Linked DNA regions of Homo sapiens: all the other regions are linked to region 6. The links are chromatin loops, found by intact Hi-C in ENCODE. Cell type or tissue: prostate gland. All regions are shown on one strand. Region 1 holds the start of LOC124906892. Region 2 overlaps ZEB1 (zinc finger E-box binding homeobox 1). Region 3 has its middle 64 kb from the start of MACORIS. Region 4 overlaps ARHGAP12 (Rho GTPase activating protein 12). Region 5 holds the start of LOC105376482 (a long non-coding RNA gene). Region 6 has its middle 61 kb from the start of LINC02644.

Region 1 (4,000 bases), 820 kb after region 6:
CTCTCAGAGTGCTCCAGCAATAACCCATTCAATAATGTACCTTTTATTGCTCACTGCTCAGAGCGCTTTCTGTATCACCTCTGAAAAATACGACTCATGCCCAGATTCTTGTTTCACATTTTGTTTCAAGGGGAATCCAAACTCAAACACCATATATAAGGGACCTTTCCCTTTGATTCCTACTACTCATAGGGGAGAAAATAAAGCCCACTGGCTCCTAAAAAATCCACTGACCCAGATTACAGGAATGTGCATTGAAAGTTTAAATGCATATACCCTTAGACCCAGAATCCTAGAAGTTTACCTAAGAAAATTAGCACACTGGTTGTGCAAAACTGTCTAAGGATGCATATCATCACATAGAAGGGTAATATTGGGAAGCCACTTAATGTCCAGCAATACCAAATAGGTTAATCATGGTATATCCCGTGTTGCCATTAGAAATGATGATATAGGCCAGGCGCGGTGGCTCATGCCTGTAATCCCAGCACTTTGGGAAGCCAAGGCGGGTGGATCACCTGAAGTCGGGAGTTCAAGAGCAGTCTGACCAACATGGTGAAACCCTGTCTCTACTAAAAATACAAAATTAGCCGGGCATGGTGGCGCATGCCTGTAATCCCAGCTACTTGGGAGGCTGAGGCTTGAACCTGGGAGGCGGAGGTTGCGGTGAGCCGAGATCGCGCCACTACACTCCAGCCTGGGCAACAAGAGTGAAACTCTGTCTCAAAAAAAAGGAAAAGAAAAAAAAGAAATGATGATACAGATTTTTAGACAGCTTTGCATGTCTGTGGTGCTTATATAAATACACCTACATACATATAGCTACATGTGCACATGAAGAATCTGGAAGAATGACAACGAAATGTTAACAATAGTTATGTCTGGGAAGAAGGATTGGGGGTTGTGGATCACTTTCCTTTTCTTCTTTACACCTTTCTGAATTGGAATATATACATATATAACTTGGGACTTTAAAATTTTTGAAACTTGAAAAAAAATTGTAATTAGAAATCAATGGCCTCGGCGCCAGAGAACTGAATTTCATAGCTCAAACTCGTTCTCCCAACAGGAGCTATTGGTCTCACCACCAAGGGGAGGTTGGAACAGACCCACAGAAGGGAACTGTCCCACTTAGCCAGGCAGTGGCTGTTCTAAGCAAGTCAGCAAACACATCTGCCAACTGGCAGCCATGGGAGAGCATGTCATGTCACGTGTCCAGCATGTGTGGCCCCATCTGACTCAGAGGCAACACGCACAGCTCTGGCGCCATAATCAGGGTCGCGGGTTGGGATCAGCTGTGCCTCCCCATCCCCACCCCCTACAGACCACCTCCCCTTACCCTGCCTGCCTGGAGCCCCAGCTGGCTCTTGGAAGGTCCCTTTCCAATTTGCTCCACATTCGGGAGTTTCTTATTCCCACGGGAAGAACTCGTTGCCATGGCGATGTGCGCCTCCCAACCCTGAAGCCCGCCCTGGAAGCGAAATCCTTGCCTGGGCTCCCAGGCTGAGCCGGAGGACCCCGGGGGTTCACCTAGCCCTCTGGGATAAGGGGCTTTAGTCTCTATATTCTTTGGGCTTGGGGGTTGGGGACAGTGGGAGGATTAATTATGGAGGCAAGGTCAGAGGAAAAGGGAAAAATGGGAAAGATTTTATTTAAAGCCCCTGGTCATTCTTGCCTTTCCGCCCGCCCACCACGACCCCTCAAGCCAGATGCCGTCTCTAGTTCGGGAGCGTTGGATGAGGATGCCAGGCACTCTGCTTTTCCTAAACAACTTCCAAGAACCCCGGAACATTTCTTAAAGTGTCTGGAACGAAGCTTTAACCTCGCCTGCTCCATCAGCCTGGGACGGAAAAGACGCGAGGGGCGAAGAAGAGGTGGGGCACGGGGAGCCCGGGCCGTTCGGCGTAAGTGATCCAGGCTTCCAGCGCCCCGGGCGCACCCCGCGGAAAGGCGTCTGGGAGTCGGGGACGTGCGGGGGGAGACCACCCGGCCAACCCCGGGGGATGAGCTGCAAGGCTGGCCACGCCCGGCAGGAGACTGCGCGCAGAGACCCGCCCGGGGAAGCACGGGAGGAGGGAGGGCGGCCATGTACAACCCCTGGCAGGTGGGAGCCTCCCTGGCGCCAGCTCGGGCAGGGCCACGCCCCTTCCCAACTCCCCGCGCTCGGCCTCCGGACTGCTCAGGGGGCCACGCCCCTTCCGGATTCCCCGCGCTAGGCCTCCGGACCGCTCAGCGGCCCCGCCCCTTCTCGAGTTCTCCGCGCTCGGCCTCCGGACGGCTCAGGGGGCCACGCCCCGTCGCCCGGGGCCCCGCCCACTCCTCAAGCCCCACGGGACTCCCAGCCTACCTCCCTCCCGCTGCCGCACTGGACTCCCAGACCTCGGCACCAACCGTATCTCCTGTTACTCGCCCCAGGGTGGTTGCCCGGGGAAAAACTCCAAGGGTTTCACTGGCTGGCCTGGAAACCCTTTCATCTTTGCTCCATCAGCAGCAGCTCTTTGATTGAGTTCTCCTGGCTTTAGAGCCTCCCACTATGGTCATGCTGCAAATTCCCGTGGCCAGCACCCGAGGCCTGCTGGCTCCGATCTGGGCCACGTGTACAACCAGGTGTGCCCCCTTAGCCTCACGCCCTCCTCCTGTTGCCTCCCCATCCCTCTAGCCTTCGGGACTTGGGGTTGCAATGAATCTTAGGTTTTTTCCAGGAGTCTTTTATTCCTCCAGCGTCTCCGTGCGCCTGTCCGCTCCAACACCTGACATTTTCCTTCAACTCCACCCTCCCCTCCCCGAGTCCACAGACACACACCCACCCACACGCCTCTTCCCTTCCCCTCCACCCTCAGTCAGCGGCAGAGTCAGTCCATCCAATAGGCAGGAGCCCAAAAGACTGTCCACGGACAGCTGTCCTCTCGCCCAGGAGAGTGGGGCTGCACACAGCAGCAGGCCCAGGAGGAAATCGTGCTTTGATAGCCCCAGGCATCGTATTTCATCGTATTTCACAAGTGAGCCAAATGGAGAAGGGATTAGCTGTTTCACCCAATAAGCCCACATCTGTAGTTACATTCTGACTGGGATAAAATTACCCTGGTTATTAATCCTTCTGCTTTAGGGCATAAGCTGATCACCAGCTGGGGTCAGGAAAAAACTCCACCCCAGCTCCTTCCAACTTGCTCCCCCATCCTCAGCTGCTCCATTTCCTGTGGTCTATTCTTGCACAGTTAGGTCTACAAGCCAGGTTCAAGGCCACCAACTGAGGCACCTGTCCCGAGACAGGACCATTCTAATCTGCCCTGAAAAGGACATCCCATTGATCATGTAAGTATGTACTGAGAATCTACTGTGGGCAAGACATTGGTCTTCGCTGTGGGAGATACAAAAACCATTCAGGCATGGCCCTTGCCTTTTTCATGCCAAGAAAAGCTGAAGTGTGTGGTCAGAAATTGCATGTGGTTTCTGGGACTTACTGCCCTGAAGCACCCTGGGTGTATCGGATGGCCTCAGGGAACACAGTTTGGGTATGGGCAGTATTTTCATGCCCATTGCCATTCCCTTCTGCCTCAAGTGTATGTGGGCTTTCCCTGCAGTCAGCCAGCAGGCCAGGCCAGGGTGGCTTTGTTTCTGTCTCTGACCCTTTCTCTTCAGACTCCAAATCTGCAGGTGCTGGAGACTTTGAAGGAGTCTCCGTTTCCCTTGGTAGAAACAAGAGGTAGGAACAAGCAGGTGGAAAGCCAGGGTTACTCCTTCCAGCCAATGGGTCTGGGGCTGCAGCACACAAAGTTGACATCCCGAAAGGCCATTTTCCTCGATCGCTTCAGACCTGGCATTGGGTGGACAGACCACATGATTCAGCATCCAAATTGGAGATCTCTCAATAACAGAAAGAGGTGCCATTGATAATTTCGTGGAACTTTCCTGAGCACACCAGGGTGTGCTCATTCTTCCTGAGGGGTCATCTCCCTTGGGCATCGTAAGAGGCACCACTGAGACACAACAGCTTTTGTCA
Region 2 (4,000 bases), 710 kb after region 6:
TATGTAATTATAATTGAAGAAATTTTTGTAGATAGGATATTAATGGGGATTTTTTTTATTATTTTTGGTCTATTCTGATCATCTCTGCCCTTAATTGGTTTGTTTAGGCCATTTATATTTCATAAAATGTTTTATGTTTGGATTTGGGTTTATCATTTTATTATTTGTTTTTTGTTTTTCTCTCTGTATTTTCACTCTTCTGGTCCTCTTTTTCTGCCTTGTTTTGGATCATTTGAATATTTTTTAGTATTCCATTTTAATTTAGTTTTGACTATGTATCTTTGTATAGATTTCTTTTAGTGGTTGCTCTATGGATTAGAATGTACATCCTAACTTTTCACAGTCTATTTAGAATCAATCTTTTACCCTGCCAAGTGGATTGTATAAATCTTTCATGTAAGTCTTGTTATTCTCCCTCCTTTATTTTATAGTTTTTATATGTACTACATCATTTCTCTTCTTCTTTTATTCCCGACATTCCAAGTGTCCCTCATTTCACCTTCTTTATGACAGTCTTCCTTTAGTAATTCTTTTAGAACAGATCTGCCAGCAATGAACTATACTTTTTATCTGAGAATGTCTTTATTTTACCTTCGTTTTTTAAAGGATATTCTTATTGAATTTAGAATTTTGAGCTGACAGATATTTTTTGTTTTAAACATGTTCCACTTTCTTATGGAATCTATGATTTCTGATTATAACTCTGTAGTCCATTGATCCCCTATAATTATATATTATTTCCTCTGGCTCTTTTTAGTATTTTTTTAAACTAGTTTGATTGATGGATTTGAGCCTAGTGTTTGATTGATGGGTTCGAGCCTAGATTTGGGGGGTTAGGAGGTTACTATTTGAGGTTCAGTTCTTAAATCTGTTGGTTTATGTCTTTCACTAAATTTGGGAAATTTTTAAACATTATTCAGTTTTTTTTCTGCACTACAGCTCTTTTCCTTCTGGGACTCCAGTGACATGAAAGTTAGATATTTTATTATTGTCCTGCATTATCCTGAGACTCTTTATTTTTTAATAAATATTTTTACTCTGTCTTATTCAAAGTGGATAGTTTCCATTGATGTACTGTCAAGTTCACCAGTCTTTGCTCTCTTATCTCCATTTTACTATTAAGCCCATCCAGTGATTTTTAAACTTTGGTTACTGTATGTTTAGTTCTAAAATTTTCTTTTAGTTTTTATTTAAATATCTTCCATTTGCTGAGACATTCTATCTTTCCATTCTTTTCAACAGTGTTTACCCTTACTTCTTGGAGCATTTTTATAATAGTTGTCTTAATGTCTTAGTTTAATAATTCTAACATCTTTTTTTCCCAATGTTGCCATTTTTTGATCATCTTTTCCTATGTGACTTGAGACTTTTTCTGATTCTTCACATGCCAAGTAATTTGAGATTATATTCTGGATATTTCAAGTATTATGTTGTGAGATTAATAAGTTAAATAAGACTAATACTTCGTCTTATTTAAATCCTATCGAGAATTTTGATATTTTTTGCTTAACAGGCAATTTATCCAGTTGTATTCGGGATGCAGTCTCCAGCCAGTATATAGGTTTTGATTCCACAACTGGTTCACTTTTCAAAGCCTTTGAAATGCTGTTCAGATCTGTCCTTCATGTACCACCCAGGGTCCAATCTAGAACATGGGTAATTGTCTGTCTATACTTAGTTTCTCACAGTCTGTGATCAGATTCACACATGAGAAGTTTGAGCATAAACCCAAGAGTTCATAAACAGCCTTATGAGGTCACTTTCCTGAGCCTCTCTCTTTCATGATCTCAGTACTTTGAGTTCCTGGAGACTCTGCTTTTCAGTCCTCTAGCCAAAACTCTGGGACTTTATTTACCCTACTTTGCCACATGCTTCCTGCATCTATGCCTGTAGAAGAGCTGAAAGAAGACAGGGAGAGAAAGAGCTCAGTGGAGTTTATATTGTACTCTTAGGGCCACAGCTCCTCCTACTGGAGAGGAAGTTTTCCCTCCCTCAAAGTTTTAAATTCTTGCAGTTATCATTATCTCTGCTACTACCTTGAAGGCTAGGATGCAAGAGAATGAAGGAGAAAAGGGCAATTTTTCTCTTCTTTGAGACTTTTCCTGCTCCTTGAGCCTAAACTATAAGGATTCTCCTAGAGCCTTCACTGCCATGCCCCAGGGCCCACTTTCAGGTTTTAAGCTCCCTTGAATCCAGGCCAGGGGTACCTTTTAAAAAAAGAAGAAGAAAGAAAAAGGTAAGGGGAATCACCCTGTGCTACTCTGAATTCTTGTCATGTCATCTTCTCCAGTCCACCTGCTGTGACTTACCCTTTAGAGTCTTTAAATAACCGTTTCCTTCATTCTCAAGTTTTATTATCTAGATTCAGTAGCAGACATAAACAGTTTGTGGATTCTCCATATTAACTGGATCTGACCTCAGGTATATATTTTTAATCATTATCTAAGTTAATGGGTGTTCATGGAGGTTGTGAGTTGCATTTGTTTTAACTTTGCTATACAGTTACACCCCAAATATTCACATACATATTATAAATTGGAAGATACAGGAGCAGGAAAATGAAACTATCTGGAAAAGTATACAGTGAAACATTTCATCTCTAAAGTTTGAACACATTCAGGTCTGAATTTAGGAATCTGTTGGCATTCGCTTTTTTGATAGTTTTCCCTTAGCAGGGAATAGGGTAGGAATAGCAGAAAGCTGGCTCAGCGATGACTTACAGAATGAGAGAGATGTGAATTGGCCTTTTAAAAATCTGTGGAAGTTACTCATTTGGACTGGGTAACGGCTTTCTAGGCAGAGGGAGCAACTTCAGGAAAGGTATAGAGAAGGTCCCCAACTTACAACATTGACTTAAGACTTTTCAACTTTACAGTGGTGTGAAAGAAATATGTATTCAATAGAAACCACACTCCAAGGACCCATGTAATCGTTTCTCATTTTCAATATAGTGTTCAATAAATTATATGAGATTTTAATACTTTATTATAAAATGGGCTTCATGTTAGATGATTTTGCCCAATTGTAGGATACTGTAATTGTCCTGAGCATTAAGGTAGACTAGGCTGAACTGTGTTGTTCAGTAGGACCGGCGTATTAAATGCATTTTGACATGATATTTTCCATTTATAACGGGGTTTATCAATATTTAACCTCATCATAAGTCAAGGAGTATCTATACAGGTATAAATGTGCATGGCATGTGTGAATGTGTGTCAAAGAGGAGTAGACAAACCAGGAAAGGGAAATATGATTCAGTTAGGCATTTACTGTGCCTTCTTAGAGGTTGCAGTAAGATATTCCCATGAACATATTTGAAATGGTTAGAAACACATGGGTGTGAATTTCAAAAAATACAAGTTTTTGAATTTAACACATATGCTAAATAATCAGTCCTTCAGCTTAAACTATGTTATCCTGCAAATGATAGTAAGTCTTCTGGATTTTTATTAGAATGAATCACATTTTCCATCCTTGTTTTTATTTACTAGGAATTTCATCTTATGACTAAAAAGAACAAGCCATAAGCTCTTTTGGTCTAAATTTGAGATATTTGCCTTTGACTTATTTTTAAATTAAACTTTTTATTTTGACATAATAATAGATTCACAAATAATACAGAGAAATCCTGTGTACCCTTTACCCAGTTTCCTCCAATGGTAACATAATATAATGTCACAACAAGCATATTGACATTGATACAGTCAAGATACAGAGCAGTTCTGTCACTAACAGGCTCTCGTTTCCCATTACATGTTCACCCCTGTCCCTCTACCTTGCCGCATTCCTTACCCCTGGCAACCACTAATCTCCATCTTTACAATTGTGTTATTTGAAGAAAGTTACATAAATGAAATCATACAGTATGTAACCTTTTAGACTGACTTTTTCATTCTCTATAAATTCTTGGAAATTCATCTGAGCTGTTGCTTGTATCAATAGTTTGTTCTTTTTTATTGCTGAGTAATATTTCATGACTTATTTTTTAGCCCACCTTTTT
Region 3 (4,000 bases), 990 kb after region 6:
ATCTGCCACCAGGCCCAGCTAATTTTTTGTATTTTTAGTACAGAAGGAGTTTCACCATGTTGGCCAGGCTGATCTCGAACTCCTGACCTCAGGCGATCCACCCGCCTTGGCCTCCCAAAGTGTTGGGATTACAGGCATGAGTCATCGCGCCTGGGCTCATTTCATTTTTGAGACAGGGTTTCACTCTGTTGCCCAGGCTGGAATGCAGTGGTGCAGTCACAGCTCACTGCAGCCTTGGCCTCCCAGGCTCAAGGGATCCTCCCACCTCAGCCTTCTGAGTAGCTGGGACCACAGGCATGCGCCCCCACACAAAGCTAATTTTTTATTTTTTGTAGAGACAATGTCTTACTATGTTGCCCCGGCTGGTGTCAAACTCCTGGGCTCAAGCGATCCTCCTGCCGCAGCCTTCTAAAGTGCTGGGATTACAGGTGTAAGCCACTTCGCCTGGCCTTCAATAGTATTTTGCAATGAAATGCTGTATTTAAATTCTTCCCCATATTTGTTTCATGTGTTATTTTGGCCAGTTTTACCATGTGATGTGACCTTTAAGCTTCTAAACATTTATTATCAATAGTTTAGTAAAAATGTTTAGGGGCTGAAAGATTGCATGACTTTCAACATCAGTGAAAGGATGTTGAGATTTGTCTTTATATTTTCATTGTTAATTGTTTAACTGTCTTGCCTATGGCGATACTCTCATTAGCTTATACCTCAAGGTACAATATGCACTTAGGGTAAGGCCATCATGAATGAAATGACTGTATACCTATGATTCACATAATCTTCTCAAATGTTAATATATTTCTGGCTGACTCCTTTTCAAATCTGATTATACTGTTGTTTTCTCATCTAACAAGAATGATGATGAGTTCACAATGGAATCTGAAAAAGAATCCACTCAGCCATTTTCTCGTTCTCTTTTCGTGCTCTGCAGTTTTTTATTTTTATATATTTAGGCAATACAAGTGCAGATTTCTTTTTCTTTTTTTCGAGACAGAGTCTCACTCTGTCACTCAGGTTGGAGTGCAGTGGCGCAATCTCAGCTCACTGAAACCTCTTCCTCCCAGGTTAAGTGATTCTCCTGCCTCAGACTCCCGAGTAGCTGGTATTACAGGTGTGTGCCACCACACCTGGCTGATTTTTGTATTTTTAGTATAGACAGGGTTTCACTATGTTGACCAGGCTAGTCGGGAACTCCTGACCTCAAGTGATCCACCTGCCTCAACCTCCCAAAATGAAAATGTAGATTTCTTCCATGCATATATTGCGTAGTGGTGGAGTCTGGGCTTTTAGTGAACCCATCACCTGAATAGTGAACATTGTACCCAATAGGTAATTTTTCAACCCTCACCCCACTCCCAACCTCTCACGTTTTGCAGCCTACAGTCTGCATTTTCTTAGCTAGAAATTAAGCCACCTGTCTATTTTGTGAAGGTTATTAGTTAATATAATCTCTTTAACCAAACACTTAGAAGCTGCAGTAAATTGCAATATGCAGAACAAACAGAAATGTGCAGGTGCCACTGTCAACCCTCTGCCCCCTGCAGGACCACACAGGCACCACATGTGCAGGCCGACCAGAACGGAGGCCGGGTATTAGAAAGTAATAAAGCTTCATTTCTGCCTTGTTTTTAGATAAAAATAAAGATGAAAGGAAGTTGTAATATTTCCTTCCCTCACCCAGTGGATTGTCTGGCATGTGCCTCACTTTGAGGGTCACAAGGCAATCCTTTAGAGTCATTTAAAATTGTGTTATGGAAGACTATAAGCACATGGGAAAACATTTACAATATATTAAACGGAAAAAGTCAGGTTCGAAACCAGGATATATAGGAAATGCTATTTTATCTAAAAAGTGTAGGGTGCGCACACATGTACATGCACGTGACATTTATTCATATAAATGACAGGAGGCAAATCAAAATGTTTATCTAACAATACTTCATGCCTGTCATCACCTGTGCTAATTTAGCACCCCTTTGGGTTAAGTGGGTGTGGGGTTGCTAAGGTTGTAATGTTTGTCCCCTCCAAACTTCATGTTGAAATGCAATCCCCAATGGTGGAGGTGGGGACTGGTGGAAAGTGTTGGGGCCATCGGGGTGGATCCTCAAATAGATGAGTGCACTCCCCTTGGGGGTGAGTGAGTTCTCACCGTAGTTCCTGGGGAGTGGATTGTTAAAAGAGCCTGGCCTCCCTGGTTTCTCCCACTATGCAATCTCTGCATGCAACAGCTCCCCTTCACTTTCTGCCGTGAGTGGAGCAGCCTGAGGCCCTCGTCAGATGCCCAGTCTTGAACTTTTCCAGATATCTACACTGTGAGCCAATTATGCCTTTTTCCTTCATAACTTACACAGTCTCTGGGATTCCTTTATAACAACATGAAATGGACTAAGTCAGGGTACACACTTCATCCCGGAAGAGCGAGAGAACACATCTGGCCCTCGGCGTGAATGCGCCAGCAGAGATGACTGTGTCCAGATAGGGGAGCAATGAACAAGAGGCTGAGTCAGGCCTCAGCTCCCTGAGAGCAGTCCAGGTGGGCTGTAGGCTGTCTGGAAACTGGCTGGGCACCAGAAGCCAGGGAGGGGATAAGAAAGTCCAAGCCAGAAGGCACATTTCCCAGCCTCCAACTTTGTCCCAGAGCAGACTTTCTGACAGCCTGGGCTTAAGCAATGACCTCCAAGAGAACCTCACAAGACTTTGTGTCCTGTCCTCCTCACATACCAGAGGGTGGGGTTTGGGTTCTCATGTCAGGCGGGGAGAATCACATGCTAAATAGAAATAGACTCATCTAGCATCTGGGCAACGTGAAGCCATTGGCCGGAGGCCATTAGCCAGGCATGGTGGCATGCACCTGTAGTCCCAGCTACTCGGGAGGACTGAGGCAAGAGGACTGCTTGAGGCCAGGAGTTTGAGGCTGCAGTGAGCTATGATTCCACCACTGCACTCCAGCCTGGGCGACAGAGCAAGACCCCAGACTTTGTATTCTCCCTGGTGCTGCTCAGCCTGCAGGTCCTGAGCCCCTCCACTCCATACCTCCATTGAATGTAGAGCTTTCTTTGGTTTCTTGCCAATGCTGTTTAGTGCACGTGGCCTCTCTCTTCTATGTCAACAAGTCTTACGAGGCCTGACAGGAGCCTAGGGTCTATCCCTGAGGTGGCCAGGACAGACTGCCTGACCTTGACTATGGCCATTCAGAATCCCATGTTCCTCTCCTCCTCCTGCCTCCCAGATTGAGACACATCAGTGCCAAGGGAGAGCAGGAGGAGACCCTAGAAGAGTTAGGGAACCAACTAGGATCCCTGAGCTGTCTGTCATCCACCACACCCTGGGGTTCCCTTCCCATTAGACACACATCTCATAGGTAAGGTTTTTACTGGCCCTACTGCTAAGACCAGCACTGAGTTTGTTTTTGGTTTTTGTTGTTGTTGTTGTTTGTTTGTTTGTTTTTTGAGACAGAGTCTTGCTCTGTTACCCAGACTGGAGTGCAGTAGCACGACCTTGGTTCACTGCAACCTCCACCTCCCACGTTCAGTCAATTCTCCTGCCTCAGCCTCCCAAGTAACTGGGGTTACAGGCATGGGCCACCACACTCAGCTAATTTTTGTATTTTTAGTAGAGATGGGGTTTCTCCATGTTGGCCAGGATGGTCTCGGACTCCTGACCTCAGGTGATCCACCTGCCTCAGCCTCCCAAAGTGCTGGGATTATAGGCGTGAGCCACCACATGGCTAATTTTTGTATTTTTAGTAGAGACGTGGTTTTGCCTTGTTGGCCAGGCTGATCTCAAACTGCTGACCTCAGGTGATCCACCTGCCTCAGCCTCCCAAGGTGCTGGGATTATAGGCATGAGACACCTTGCCCGGCCATGGGTTCTTTCAGCCTATGTGGCCCCTGAGTGTCTTCTTTTTCTCAGATCAAAGTCTTGGGCCAGGCCAGGTGCAGTGACCCCCAGCTATAATCCCAACACTTTGGGTGACGGCAAGAGGATTTGAGGCCAG
Region 4 (4,000 bases), 1.0 Mb after region 6:
AACCCCGAAAAAGAAATACACAGGTTTCAAAATGGATATACTTCATTTTGTTTAAAATGCCCAAGAGCCTTTGCAACATAACTGAAAGTATTGTTCTATCAAGTCATGAATCTTGAGAAGAAAGTACATTATCCAATTTCAGGGAAAAAAAATACAGTTTTCTTACCAAATTATCCAGTGTATATGACTGGTTAGAATTTTAAGTTTTGATTTTTACTGAAATTCAGAGTATGAAATGCAAACATTCAGGATAAAATGAATTCATAATTACACGCAGTTATATCAACTTGCAACAAAGCAGCAAATATGAGGGCCTAACACACATCTCGACTCTCCCCTTCCCTTCTGATCCCTCAAAAAAAAAGTGCAAAATCAAAGAGTCACTGCTTGGTCCAAAAAATAAAATACATTGTGTATAAACATTTGAAATCTGATGGAATCCAGCTTCTATTCCACAGGTTGTCTTCAGTAAGAATCAACGTCCGAAGATGGAACTCAGTTCCAGAAGAATTAATTCTACAATCTGATTCTGGTACACAGTATGAACTGCTATATTACCAGTCTCTTTTTCTGGTTTTAATAGAGTGGGACCAAAAACAATTGCTATACTCTGATAGGTCATTCGATTTTTCTCTCCATTTTCTATAACTCTGAAGGGAAAAAAAGAAGTTGTTAAAAGAGAAAATAAGAGAGAGGGAAAATTCTTCAAATGGTATTATAAACCTAACAGTTTGCATTTTAAAAAGAGAAGTAATACTTATTTTCCTAAGGTGATGCATAAACTATTTAACCAAGTAGAATTCTGTCTAAATGCCATGTGAAGCTTTCTTTTTGATAAACACAGCTGAAAGATACAATTAAGCATACTCTAACAAACTTAAAATGTGTGATATTTTAGCTTAGTTTTTAAAATAGAACATTTAAGTATGAGTTACAATTCAGGTAACAGTGACTGCTCCATTAAGTTGATGGGAAAAAAATCTCATTAGGGTGTGGAGATTAAACTTTCCATTTTACTCATTTTATGTAATTTCTTTAAAAAAAAAAAACTCTCTCTAGCTGGGATTTTTTGTTTTAGTATTCTAGTGTACTTTCTATCAGATGAAAGAACTTGGTTATTAAAGTGGCTATGTAGTAACCTAGAACCATGACGGTAACTTAATACACCTCAATTAATATCCAATCTCATCTTCATATTAACCTTAGCAACAATTTCTGAACACCTACTATGTGCTAAGCATTACATAAATACTTCACATATAATACCTACTTTACTGTATTCTTCATAGCAAATCATTTACCCATGACAGACTGATACTAAAAGGAGTTGAGTAACTTTTTCAAGTTACAAAGACAGCAAGTAGCATAGCTGGGATCCAAATCTGAGTCTGAGTGACCCTGGCCCCACAGGCCTTCCCGCTTCCCCTTGTGCTATACCACATCCCATGACTGGGCAGTCCTCCTACCTTCTGAGATGTCGGAAAAGAATCTGCATTGTGTCTTGGTTTGGCTTTGGCAACTGTCTGATTAGGTCCTTAACAGCAGCGACTCGCTGTCTTGGTTCTTGCTCTGAAAAAAGATAATAACCAGATATTTTACAGCAAATTCTTATGAAACTGAAAGCAATGTCACAGTTTGGAAGCTGATATTTGGTAATACACAGTGACATCTGGTGGTCACATTTAAAATGTTTGGAGTAAAACAATCTGTTGAAAATACTTGCTTAAAGTAAGATAAAAAAAATTGGGTGGCTTAATCTGTGCAAAGAATTTTCAATATCTAGAAAAAACTGAGTAGAATTACATACTTACTAATTGCATTAACAAAATCATTAAAATGATTAAATGTAAAAAGAGGTTCTGGTAATTCTCGAAAAAACATTTTGAGGGCTCCAGTAATGACATGAATATCTTCCCATTTACTGTCATTCAAGTCCAATTTCTCATCTGAAAAACAGCAGGAATTGGACATTTTAAAAAATTACTTTAAGCCAGTTCAAAAAGTTATGAGTGATGCATCTGAATAACAACAGTAAATATAATCTTACCATGATTGACTGCAAACCTTAGTTTCTGGATCACTGCGAGGTTGCCACTTACTCTGTATATCCCATCAATATCCAAACCTAAGAGACAATAATAATTTGTGTGTGTGTGTGTTTAAAGTACTTCTTTGCCTCTTCTGAACACGTTTGCATGTGTCAGAATTCCCACTCATTTGCATTAGCCTAAAATCAAATGGGCAAATATTCTTTTTCTCTAAATGGCTTCTGGTAGATGCTTGGCAGGGGAGAGAGATGGAGATTCGCTCTGAATTCTGTTTAATAAACAGCAGTAATTCTACTCTGCTCATCATATAGACTGTGAATCAGCTCAAGGAAATGGTTTCATTAATCTTAAAACACTAACAATTTCAAATTTCTGAAAACATCTGGGGATAATTCAAAATTAAAGGAAGTCAGCAGGTAAAATCAGCCCATGCATATTTTGCATACCATTTTATAATGTAAATGCACATATTGTAAAAACTTTATTGAAGGCATCTGTCATATTAAGTGTTTGTAATAAGTAAACTTAATATAACCACTAAATTAATGGTTCTATAAAAACAATACATAATTTGCTATAATTTATTATTTTCTTTTATATGTGAAACAGAATCATCTGAAATTCATACAATTAAGCCCCGAAATTTCAGGTATTCATTAAATGATAATAATGTACAAATTTACTAAAGCACATTATTGAATGTACTATTCATTTAGCTTCAAATTAAGACAATAGTGTAGTATCCCTATTGCCATGTTGACAAGAAGAGTCAGTGGGACAAGAGATCTGTAACTGGCAGAAATTACAAATTGAATTATGTGTTTTAATTGTACAAAATCTCTTTCATGATATACAGAGATAAGTTAATGTGATTACAATATACTAATGTATATAAAACTAGTATAAATATTATAGCTATGTTTAAATTAATCACAATAGAAATTAGTTTGTCCTATTTTACAGAAAATGACATAAAAATTTTTATCTCGTGAGACATTTGTGGTTGACTTAACCATTTAAAATGTCATCTGATTTTTAGGACAGAAGAAACTTAGTAAGTAAACACAATCTCCTCGGATCTTATACATTGTCAAATTATTTCTTAAAAACAAGCTCAATTTCACAATCACTACCTTCTTCATTTTAAGCAAATGCTTAAATGAAATGGCATCAAAGAATAGCATATACTTAATTAACTGTGAGTACCAAACATTCAGCAGATGCCTGGAGAGATCTTAATTTGAAACAGGTGTAAACATGTAAGTATTTGTAAACAAAATTATTTTCTTAACATCTTAGGACTATAAGGAACTTCTGTTTGCATCACTCAAAATCATAAAAATTCTAGGAATTTTGATGGCAAAACAAGAAGCTGGTTTGCTTAATGTTAAAAAAAAAAATCAAAATCCTTCTCTTACCATGTTCTTCAACATGTTCAATACATAACTTCACAAACTTTGGTACTGTGCCATTCTCTCTCTGACACAGATTAGCGAGATTGGATCCAAATACCTGATCTGAAAAAGATTTATTTTTAAAAAGTCAATCACCTTGCTGAAATTCAGTTCATGAAATGGCTAACCATTCAGAGTGCAACAGAAACATCCAGCGTAACCAAATATTGTTTAACATGGCCCTATGCCTTATGCAATATGCATCTTGCCTACTTCTTTTCACTTCAAACAATTCGTTTCCAAACTCATACAAACCCTTACTCACTCTTGCCTGAAAATTCTTTGTACTTTCTACTGCTTTTGCAGAAAGCAATTTTCTACCCAATTTGGCTCCTTCTTATCACTCCTGGTCTCAGCTAAAATGTCACCTACTTTAATAACCCCTCTGACCATCCTTACCTAAGAGAACCCAGTTCTAGACACATTCTATTTTATTACTGTGTTAGATTCACAGCATTTGTTACTATTTCACATTATCTTGTCTACTTCCTACTTGAG
Region 5 (4,000 bases), 350 kb after region 6:
GGGGAAGGAGTAGACCTTCATTATGGCAAATTAATCTTGTGCAGATCCCTTGATCCCAGCTCCTTCTATCTCTCAGAGCCTAGGAGGAGTTACGGAGAAACGGTGCGGCAAAGTTAACACTGAGCTTCATCGATATCCTCCAGCTGCAAATGTTACTAGATGCTTCTTCAACAAACTACCTGCCTGAGGACAGTGCACATGAACACATCATAGGCTCTGTAAAATCCTCTGGCAAAGAAACCTGTTTGCCCGAGGATCCCTTTTTGAGGAGCATCTACTTGACACTCATTTGGAAGAAGGCAGTTTCAAAATCACCGAGGTGCAGAATATCACAAAATAATAAATTTGAAACCACAGCCCCTTGGTACCAGGCAGTTCCCACTGGTACTCGGAGTGGAGCCGTCACAGCTTGTCCTGGCATCCCAAACAGAAAATGTATGTATGGATTTCTCACTAACTTAAGAGGAGTCTGACTATTCATTGGCTCAACAAGTATTTATGGGGCATGAGGAGTCAGGCACAGTGCTGGCTCACGAAACTTACAGTCCGGTGGGGAGGGTGAATTTTGCCCGGTTGTACATTTGATGAGTATTACAAAAGAGAAGATGAAAGAGCTACAGGATCCTGTAACTGGAGGACCTGATCTGGCCCAGGCACCAGGGAAGTGACATTTCACCTGAGGCCAGAGGAATAAGTGGGAGGGGAATGGGCTGGGGGTGGGCTATGCAGGGAGACCTATGTGGGCAAAGGGCCTTTCTCCTGGTAAGTTTCTACTCACCCAGCCTCCACCTGGACATCCTCCCTCCCTTCCTCCCTCCCCAGGAGCTGGGCTGAGGGCCGCCCTACTGCTATCCATGGCACTTGTCACCCAGAGCCCTGGTGAACTGTTTGCTTGTATGCAGCACCCCTCACCACATGAAGAGCATCTCAAGGGCTAGGAGTCTCGTTTCTTGTATCCCTGGTCCACCGCCTGATCTCCAGCACACATGAGGTATCCATCAAAATGTTAGCGAAAGGAAAGGAGGAAGGGAGGGAGGGAGGAAAAGAGGGAACAAAGTAATTAACGAATCCCTAGCTGCAGGCACAGGTTGATTCTCTGCAATGTCTCCTTTTCTGTCACAGAGAAAAAGAGCACAGTTAGAGTTCACAGGGACCGCGCCCTGCCACACATTAATTTATTCTCCAAACATTTGTGGAAGTTGCTAGAGACACAGATGCAACGTGTTTTCAGGGAGCTTATGATCTAGCAGTGGAAGCGCAACAGAAGTGCAATTCTTTCATCCTTTTGCCCACATAAAGCAGGCAAGGCACGACGAATTTTGATGTCAACTGCCCAGGCAGGACTTTGTCCCAGCCCAGCGACCCTCACGAGGCCAAGGGCAGAGATGATAGTTGTAATATACTCTTCTGTCCATTTCCTTGATATTCTCCTCAAGGGGTGGGGGGCGCCTGAAATCCATCTGCCCCGGGGAGAAGGGCCTCGTGGGCCAGCGCAGCTTGCTCCTCTGCAGACCCAGAAGCATTTGTGCGTCCCGGGCGTGGCAGGCCCGGCGCCCACTCCGCCCTCCCGCCCCTCCCCCGCGCCACGTCACCCGGGTCACGTGAGTGACCAGGCTCCTCACCCCAACCCCCCTCCCTACTCCCGCCAGACTCAGCTGCTCTCCCCGGGAGCTGGGGAGCCGGGGGCGGGCAGCCGCGTCTGTCCTGCCCCTCCTCGCCCCCTCCCCCGCAGCCTGAGGAGGGCGTTAAGCAAGGGGCTTCGGAGAAATTAGAACCAGCGTTCTAAATTAAGGGGAGCAGATGTCCTTGTTTTGCTCGCGAGGCCTGGGTGGCCTGCTGTTCAGACAGAAATCGTTGAGGCGCTGACCTTCCGGGACTGCTGTCAATCTCCGCGTGCAGATGGCCAGCCCGGAGCCTCGCCGCTCCCCTGCATTGGAAATGCGGCAGCCGGGGGTGCCGGCAGCTTGAGAGAAAAGTCTGCGTGGAGGGGGGGTGGGGGGGATGAGGGGAGGCCCGGGGAGACAGAGGGCAGGAGAAAAAGGCCGGCCCCGCTCACAATGGAGCCCCTGTGGCGGCCCCTCCGAGACAATGCGGTCCCCCGGGACCCGCGGTGGGTTGCGCCAGGCCAGTCCGCGCTCCAGCTGCCTCTTCAGAACAAGGCAGTGCAAATGTGCCCACTTGATTCTAAATCCTCTTAGGCGCTGTCCATGTGAACAAGGAAAGGGGTGGCCCTACGATCCTTTACAATCGGAGGCCTGGGGAGGCCTGGGAGCCCTGGAGCTCCGGAAAATGTCTGCACCACGCATGCAAATGGGTCATTTCGCTTGGAGAGAGGCATCTGGCGACATCGGCAGAAAGGCTCTCTGCCCGGTAGACGGTGAACAAAACCCACAAAACCAGCCAGCCAACAGCGTGCACTAAACACCCCTCTCTGGCCCTTCAATGCCACCCGGAGTCCTGAAACATTTTCAGGTTGTTTCCCCTGGAGAGACGTCCCATGAAATGTTCAGAAAAGCCAGCTGAGCTGTGCAAAGTCATTAGTCACCCAGGTATTTACACTGTTTTTCCTATTTCCTTTCTCTTTTGGCCTCTGTGGTCAGTGGTATAAAATTCCTAGGAACTCCCACCTAAACACCAGCTTCCTGTTTATTCTTGCAGTGGCTTTAATGTTTCGCTGTTAAAAGCGGTTGACCAAGACACTGAAACAATCAGTAGAGGTTCGCAGGTGAATGGAAAAAAAAATTTAATTAAAAAATATATCTACTGCTCAGGTCAAAGGTCCAGGTTCATTTTTACTGCTTATGTCAGAATCGCAAAGGGGAAAAGGTAAAATTAAAATGTAACTTAATGCCTAAGATCTTGGTTCAGTTTCATTTGGCCCCTGTGTCTACATGAACCTATAAAATACGATACACTAAAGTATGAATGTTTTCATTTCTAGCAGTGGAAGGCCTTTTTTTTTTCAATGTGGCATGACGTTCTTTTGTTAGAGAAGGTTAAAGTTCAAAAGTTCATATATTAGCACAATCTGTGTGCTCCTGCGTGTGCCTTACACCTCGCTATGCCTGTTCCGCCTTAATTTCCTGCAGCAAAACCTTGCATTTACAGAGCCATCAGAATTGCAGCCTCCCTGGCCTGGAAAAGAACCCTCGAAGTCACCTCATTCAACCCTTTTCCAATACTGAATTCCCTGTATGGCCCCTAGGGAGTGTTAGTGATGGGACCCTTTCTACCTCAGATTTTATAAATTTATTTTTTAGAGACAAGGATCCACTCTCTCGCCCAGGCTGGAGTGCAGTAGTACCATCACAGCTCACTGCAGTCTCTAACTCCTGGGCTCAAGTGGATCCTCCCACCTCAGCCTATGAGTAGCTGGGACTACAGGCATGTGCCACCATACCTGGCTAATTTTTTAAATTTTTTGCAGAGATGGGTTCTTGCTATGTTGCCCAGGCTGTTTGTTTGTTTGTTTGTTTGTTTTTAAGAGGGAGTCTTGCTCTGTCACCCAGGCTGGAGTGCAGTGGTGAGATCTCGGCTCACTGAAAGCACCGCCTCTCAGGTTCCAGCTATTCTCCTGCCTCAGCCTTCCAAGTAGCTGGGACTACAGGTGTGTGCCACCACGCCTGGCTAATTTTTGTGTTTTTAGTAGAGACGGGATTTCACCACCTTGGCCAGGCTGGTCTCGAATTGATCCACCCGCTTAGGCCTCCCCAAGTGCTGAGATTACAGGTGTAAGCCACTGCGCCCAGCCCCAGGCTAGTTTTGAACTCCTGGCTTCCAGTGATTCTCCTGCCTCAGTCTCCCAAAGTGCTGGGATTACAGGTGGGAGCCACCGTGCCTGGGTAACAATCTTATTTTTCATAAATGTCTTCTATCTATAAAACCAAAATATGTCTCCACTTATGGAGTCATGCGGAATAAATCTAATTTCTTTTGCACATGATATTACCCTACAAATGTTTTGGAGATAGCTCTGCTGTCCCCACACAGTCTTCTCCCT
Region 6 (4,000 bases):
CTTTTCCTTAGCTGTTTTTGAGCAAATTATGTTTATTATGTTAATTTATTTTACTGTCAACAACACAGAATGACACAGTTGCTGCTAAATATCATTATATATCTCAGCCTGGCATATCACCAGCAGGGCTTTTTTTATTTTGTATTAATTTTTTTGTATATACAACAAGAATAAATACATATTGAAATGTCGATCTATTTAAAATGGTGTCCGGGATGGTAAAGTCATCTGTACAGAAGGCCCTGGTTGCTCACCCTTCCAGCAAAGGCTTTTGCTAGGAGAGGCAGCACAGCGGCCATCTGGGTGGGGGCCTAGGCCTGCAGCCCGCCCAGGTCCCTCCAGACAGTTCCATGTTTGGCCAGGAACATGGGGCTTCTCAGAAGTTTGTGGGGTTAGGAAAGAGAGAGAGCGAGAGAGACAGAGACAGAGAGAGAGAGAGAGAGGCTCCCAGGCGCCTGTTTTCTTCCCCAAACGTCCTCCTCCCTTAAAAAATCCTCCCATTTTCCAGATGGCCAAGCCAGGGGGACCCAGAGGAGCCAGGCAGAGAGAGGGTGTGCCCTAGTGACTCACTGGGAACCACCCTGAAACCCAAACAGCTGGCCAGGGGTTGCAGCTTATAATAATTACGTTTTTGATCATTTCCCCCCTGCAGAGACCAATAAACTCCACATTTCCAGAGAAAGAGAGAGGAGAAAAAATAAGGGCTGCTGAGCAGGAGGGAGGGAAGCCTGACAAGGAGAAGATCGTTCTGGAAATGTACCAAATCATTGCGCGGGGCATGAAGGTACTGCTCTCCACAACTTCCTTAATGCTCAGCTAGTGGCCAAGCTAAGGAAGCTCAAAGTAGCACCATGCAGACTCAAATAGTTCATCAATTAGGTAATAAGCAACAGAAGGTAAGTGCAGTTTCCTGGGAGGAAACCAGGGCCTCAGACAGACACCAGAGCCCCTGCAGAAATGAACAGAGTTTCTTTCATTCCGCTCACAGGCCCGACTGAGATTTCATCTGCACACCCCAATTGGGGGGCAGCAGGAGAGGCCAGGGTGGGCTGCCCTGTGTCGTGGAGGGGAGGTTTGCCTGCGGACCCCTCAGAAGCTGAGAAAAATCCCCAGGTGGCGTTTTCACAGCACCAATGACCTGCATGGTCAAAAGATGTGGTAGCCAGGTGGCTGCTGGCTGTCCCTGCAAATATTTGGTTTCAGAGAATGAGTCGGATTACACAGTTTCATATTTGGAGGCTGAGAGAGCTGCGGCCGTAAGCCTCCATCCTGGCTTGTCTGCAGCAGCCAGTAGACAGCCCATAAAAACACGGGGCTTATGTTCACACAGATGGCTGTTGGTTTTATCGACTTGGGGAGAGGAGCAGAAGATGGTCACGGTGCAGCTGCCTGAGACTCTGTCAAATGGGTCTCAACTGCTGGGGACACAGTGACCATCGAGGGCCACCTGGGTCCTAGAGGCCCCATGAGGTCTGGACATTCTCAGAAGGCTCCCTCCACACCCCTGAAATGTGTACAGGACTCTGTCACTACCCACCTCCCAGAGCCACCACCCTACCTCCTCCCAGTCCCACCAAATGAATGACTAGGGCCCGGGCTTGAAGGATGGCCACAGCGCTGGTTCCTGTCCCTCTGGGTCTCAGGCTGGGCCTCCTTCCTTTCTCTAGGAGCCCACTCAATCCTTGGGAAACAATAATACACTGTTTCACCCTAAAATCGGTGCCTAAATTTTATCTCTTCAAGGGTATCTTCTGTTTAATTGGGAGCTAAGCCTTGAATCAAAGAAACGGATCCGTCATTGCAGAATGTCTTACTTAGTAGATGGCATGAAGGGAGAGCGTCTGGTGCCCTGTGTGTTAACCTCATTGCAGGGAGGAGAAGAAAGTGGGCAGAGACCATCCCAGCCCCACTAAATCCACGCTACCGCCCGGGAGGATCCCAGAAAAGGCAGGGGAAGGGGCTTGGAGAGGGAGGCTGGCCACACGGTGGTGCTATTGCCCACGGCGGTCTAGTTGGCCTCCGAACTGGGGGTGGAGGGTGGGAAGTGGTTAGAACCATCCCCAGCAAAGAGAGAAGAGAGTGCTGACTTCAACTCAGTGGCAACCAGGGGGCATAGATGAAAAAAACAAATTGCAAATTCTTCCACCTCGGCCTCAATCTCTGTGATAAAACCCTGCGGTTCTCTGATGATTTCTGGGGTGATGGGGTGGGGCTGGGTTAAGAAGAGACTTATACTGTGATTCCTGGGTTGGGGGACGGCGCTACGACTCTAAGGTTTTAAGCAGTGATCCCAGCAGGTTAACTGGGGCAGTAAGTGCTGTCTTTCTCGGGGAGGGAGGGAGTTCAGCTCCAAAGGCGGCCTGGTTCGCAGGCTCCTTTCCCTAAGATCCTTTAGAAATCGTTCCCATCCCAGAAAGGAAGCTGGGGCGCAGCTGTGAGCGCCCCCCTCTCCCCCCGCCTGCCCCCACCCCCTCTGAGCTCCCCGCTTTGCTCTGAAAAAAACCAAAAGCATCTCTCGATGCTGGGGTTTCTTCACATAAAGTGATTACCACGTGTCAGAAATAAACTGCAGTCCCCTTTGGAGAACAGTGAGGTTGGATCAAAAAGGAGAACTATTTCAAAACATGCTGCCAGCTCGTCTTTTCAAAAATTTTTCTTTTTTTTTTTTTTTTTTGGATGTGGGGAGGAGGATTTCAAAAACAAAAAAAAGTAAGTCAGTATCTTCTCACAACTGCAGCTGATTTCCTGTGTAAACGAAAACCATGTGATATTCCATAAATGCTTCCAGCTCTAAATTACAGGAAATGAAAACCATCATGGAAAAGGAAAGCTTTCAGAATAAATCCCCACTTCGGATCCCGCCGCGGCGAAGCTGCGCTGGGCCGCCCGCACACACCTGCGGGTCCCCGAGCTCGCCCGGGCGCCCCCGCCACCGTCCCCAGAGCGCGCAGGGAGCGGGGCGCGCGATCACACCCTCCGCGCTGCGCCCGACCACTCGGGCTTTCAATTAGGAGCCAAGCTGAGAAAAGTAGGCTTTTCTTTATGCACGCCTCGCCGAGGTCAGGTTACGACCTCTCAACCGTCTTCAATCGGCGGTGGCATCCATATTCATGAAGGCTAATTAACTCTGAAAGGCTCGGCGGGGCTGGCCCTCCCCGGGCCGCCCAGCGCCGCCCCCCGCGGTGCAGGGGTGGGTGAGTGGGGGCCCCGAGCCCAGTACCCTCTCCTCCCTCCCCCGACAACCCGCCAGGCATCTTCCCAGGGCCGCCCGGCCTCCGCAGCTGCTCCTGGGCCGGACTCCCGAGCACGCACTTGTGCGCGGGGACACGGGGTCCCAGGGCGCGGGGACCAGTCAGGCGAGGAGAATTAGCTGCGTCATTTGTCGCCATCCTAGCAACTCGAGCTTACTTCTCCCGATAGCTCCCTCCTGGCCGCTGCTCCCAGGGGCCGAATGTGGGAAAGGGATGCTAATTCCAAGTGAGAGTTCATGCTTGGGGTTTCAGGCAGCCTTGCAGATGGGCGGCCCTGGGACCTAGGTTATAGCCCCAAGCCAATGGACTGTGGGGGCGCGCGGGGAAGTCACTCCACCTCTCTGGGCTCTTTGCGTTTGCTCTGAGATGACAAGAGGCTGTTAGGCTGGAGAAACTCCTTTCCACTTAGTGAAACGTCCCAAGAGGTCTCTCCTGCGGCCTTATTTCCCCAGCTCTGCATGAGAATTTTTAGGTTTCCCAGTTCTGCAGGAGCCAGCAGGTTCTGAGGTTCCCAAGGGGTGGCAACTTGTAGGGTAACCTTTTCTACTTCTTCCTGTATCCATCAAGGTCCTTACATTTTAGATTTTACAAACGGACTTGAACTAGTTTAAGCAAACTAGAAAATTCTGTTTTGTGGATAGAGACTTTGCTCATGGACCCATGGGCCTGAGATACCTCCAGGCTCAGAAAGTTCTTCCTCCTTCTTTCACCTTTTCTTCTATATTCCTGCTGCTTTGTTTTTATTGGCC

What was found. A loop is a pair of places that touch in the nucleus more often than their neighbours do. Peaks named below come from ENCODE experiments on the same cell type or tissue, not always from the same donor. Only the 100,000 strongest peaks of a DNase experiment are listed, where the experiment ranks them.
Region 1: a loop joins it to region 6, with 1.8 times the contacts of the local background. A loop is called at or near these places in 11 of 110 quality-filtered maps.
Region 2: it touches region 6 in a loop (2.6-fold over the local background); 57 of 110 quality-filtered maps call a loop at or near these places.
Region 3: it touches region 6 in a loop (2.2-fold over the local background); 29 of 110 quality-filtered maps call a loop at or near these places.
Region 4: a loop joins it to region 6, with 8 times the contacts of the local background. A loop is called at or near these places in 53 of 110 quality-filtered maps.
Region 5: it touches region 6 in a loop (2.6-fold over the local background); 26 of 110 quality-filtered maps call a loop at or near these places.

Annotation. Positions count from the first base shown.
Region 1 is chr10:31,601,416-31,605,415 of GRCh38, forward strand. LOC124906892 reads left to right here and starts at 1,447. Exons shown (of 4, transcript XM_067756347.1): 1 at 1,447-1,904; 2 at 2,841-2,999; 3 at 3,216-3,312. The coding sequence starts at 1,607. LOC105376484 (a long non-coding RNA gene) reads right to left here. Exons shown (of 3, transcript XR_930803.3): 3 at 1,619-4,000. RefSeq lists a silencer at 1,859-2,448. In prostate gland, a CTCF peak has its summit at 2,121; DNase peaks (open chromatin) are centred at 1,196 and 2,186; H3K4me3 peaks cover 1,751 bases; H3K27ac peaks cover 1,995 bases.
Region 2 is chr10:31,489,350-31,493,349 of GRCh38, forward strand. All of the region lies in intron 2 of ZEB1 (zinc finger E-box binding homeobox 1), which reads left to right. Among named protein-coding and RNA genes, the nearest start is that of ZEB1, 170 kb to the left of the region's middle. RefSeq lists an enhancer at 1,958-2,077. In prostate gland, a CTCF peak has its summit at 1,964 (motif pointing left); no DNase peak of the experiment used is centred here.
Region 3 is chr10:31,768,954-31,772,953 of GRCh38, forward strand. No RefSeq gene overlaps it. Among named protein-coding and RNA genes, the nearest start is that of MACORIS, 64 kb to the left of the region's middle. In prostate gland, a CTCF peak has its summit at 1,545 (motif pointing left); no DNase peak of the experiment used is centred here.
Region 4 is chr10:31,807,183-31,811,182 of GRCh38, forward strand. It overlaps ARHGAP12 (Rho GTPase activating protein 12), which reads right to left. Exons shown (of 20, transcript NM_018287.7): 16 at 3,467-3,565; 17 at 2,048-2,125; 18 at 1,812-1,946; 19 at 1,467-1,569; 20 at 1-650. The coding sequence ends at 476. Among named protein-coding and RNA genes, the nearest start is that of MACORIS, 100 kb to the left of the region's middle. In prostate gland, a CTCF peak has its summit at 1,672 (motif pointing left); no DNase peak of the experiment used is centred here; H3K27ac peaks cover 839 bases.
Region 5 is chr10:31,132,253-31,136,252 of GRCh38, forward strand. All of the region lies in intron 2 of LOC105376481 (a long non-coding RNA gene), which reads left to right. It overlaps LOC105376482 (a long non-coding RNA gene), which reads right to left and starts at 1,952. Exons shown (of 4, transcript XR_001747412.2): 1 at 1,868-1,952; 2 at 913-1,113. It overlaps LOC105376483 (a long non-coding RNA gene), which reads left to right and starts at 1,648. Exons shown (of 3, transcript XR_930798.3): 1 at 1,648-2,549. RefSeq lists silencers at 1,612-1,971, 2,032-2,081. In prostate gland, no CTCF peak of the experiment used is centred here; a DNase peak (open chromatin) is centred at 1,579; H3K4me3 peaks cover 981 bases; H3K27ac peaks cover 1,124 bases.
Region 6 is chr10:30,782,055-30,786,054 of GRCh38, forward strand. No RefSeq gene overlaps it. Among named protein-coding and RNA genes, the nearest start is that of LINC02644, 61 kb to the left of the region's middle. RefSeq lists an enhancer at 1,092-1,592 and a silencer at 3,079-3,388. In prostate gland, a CTCF peak has its summit at 1,982 (motif pointing right); DNase peaks (open chromatin) are centred at 1,997 and 3,387; H3K4me3 peaks cover 1,530 bases; H3K27ac peaks cover 2,820 bases.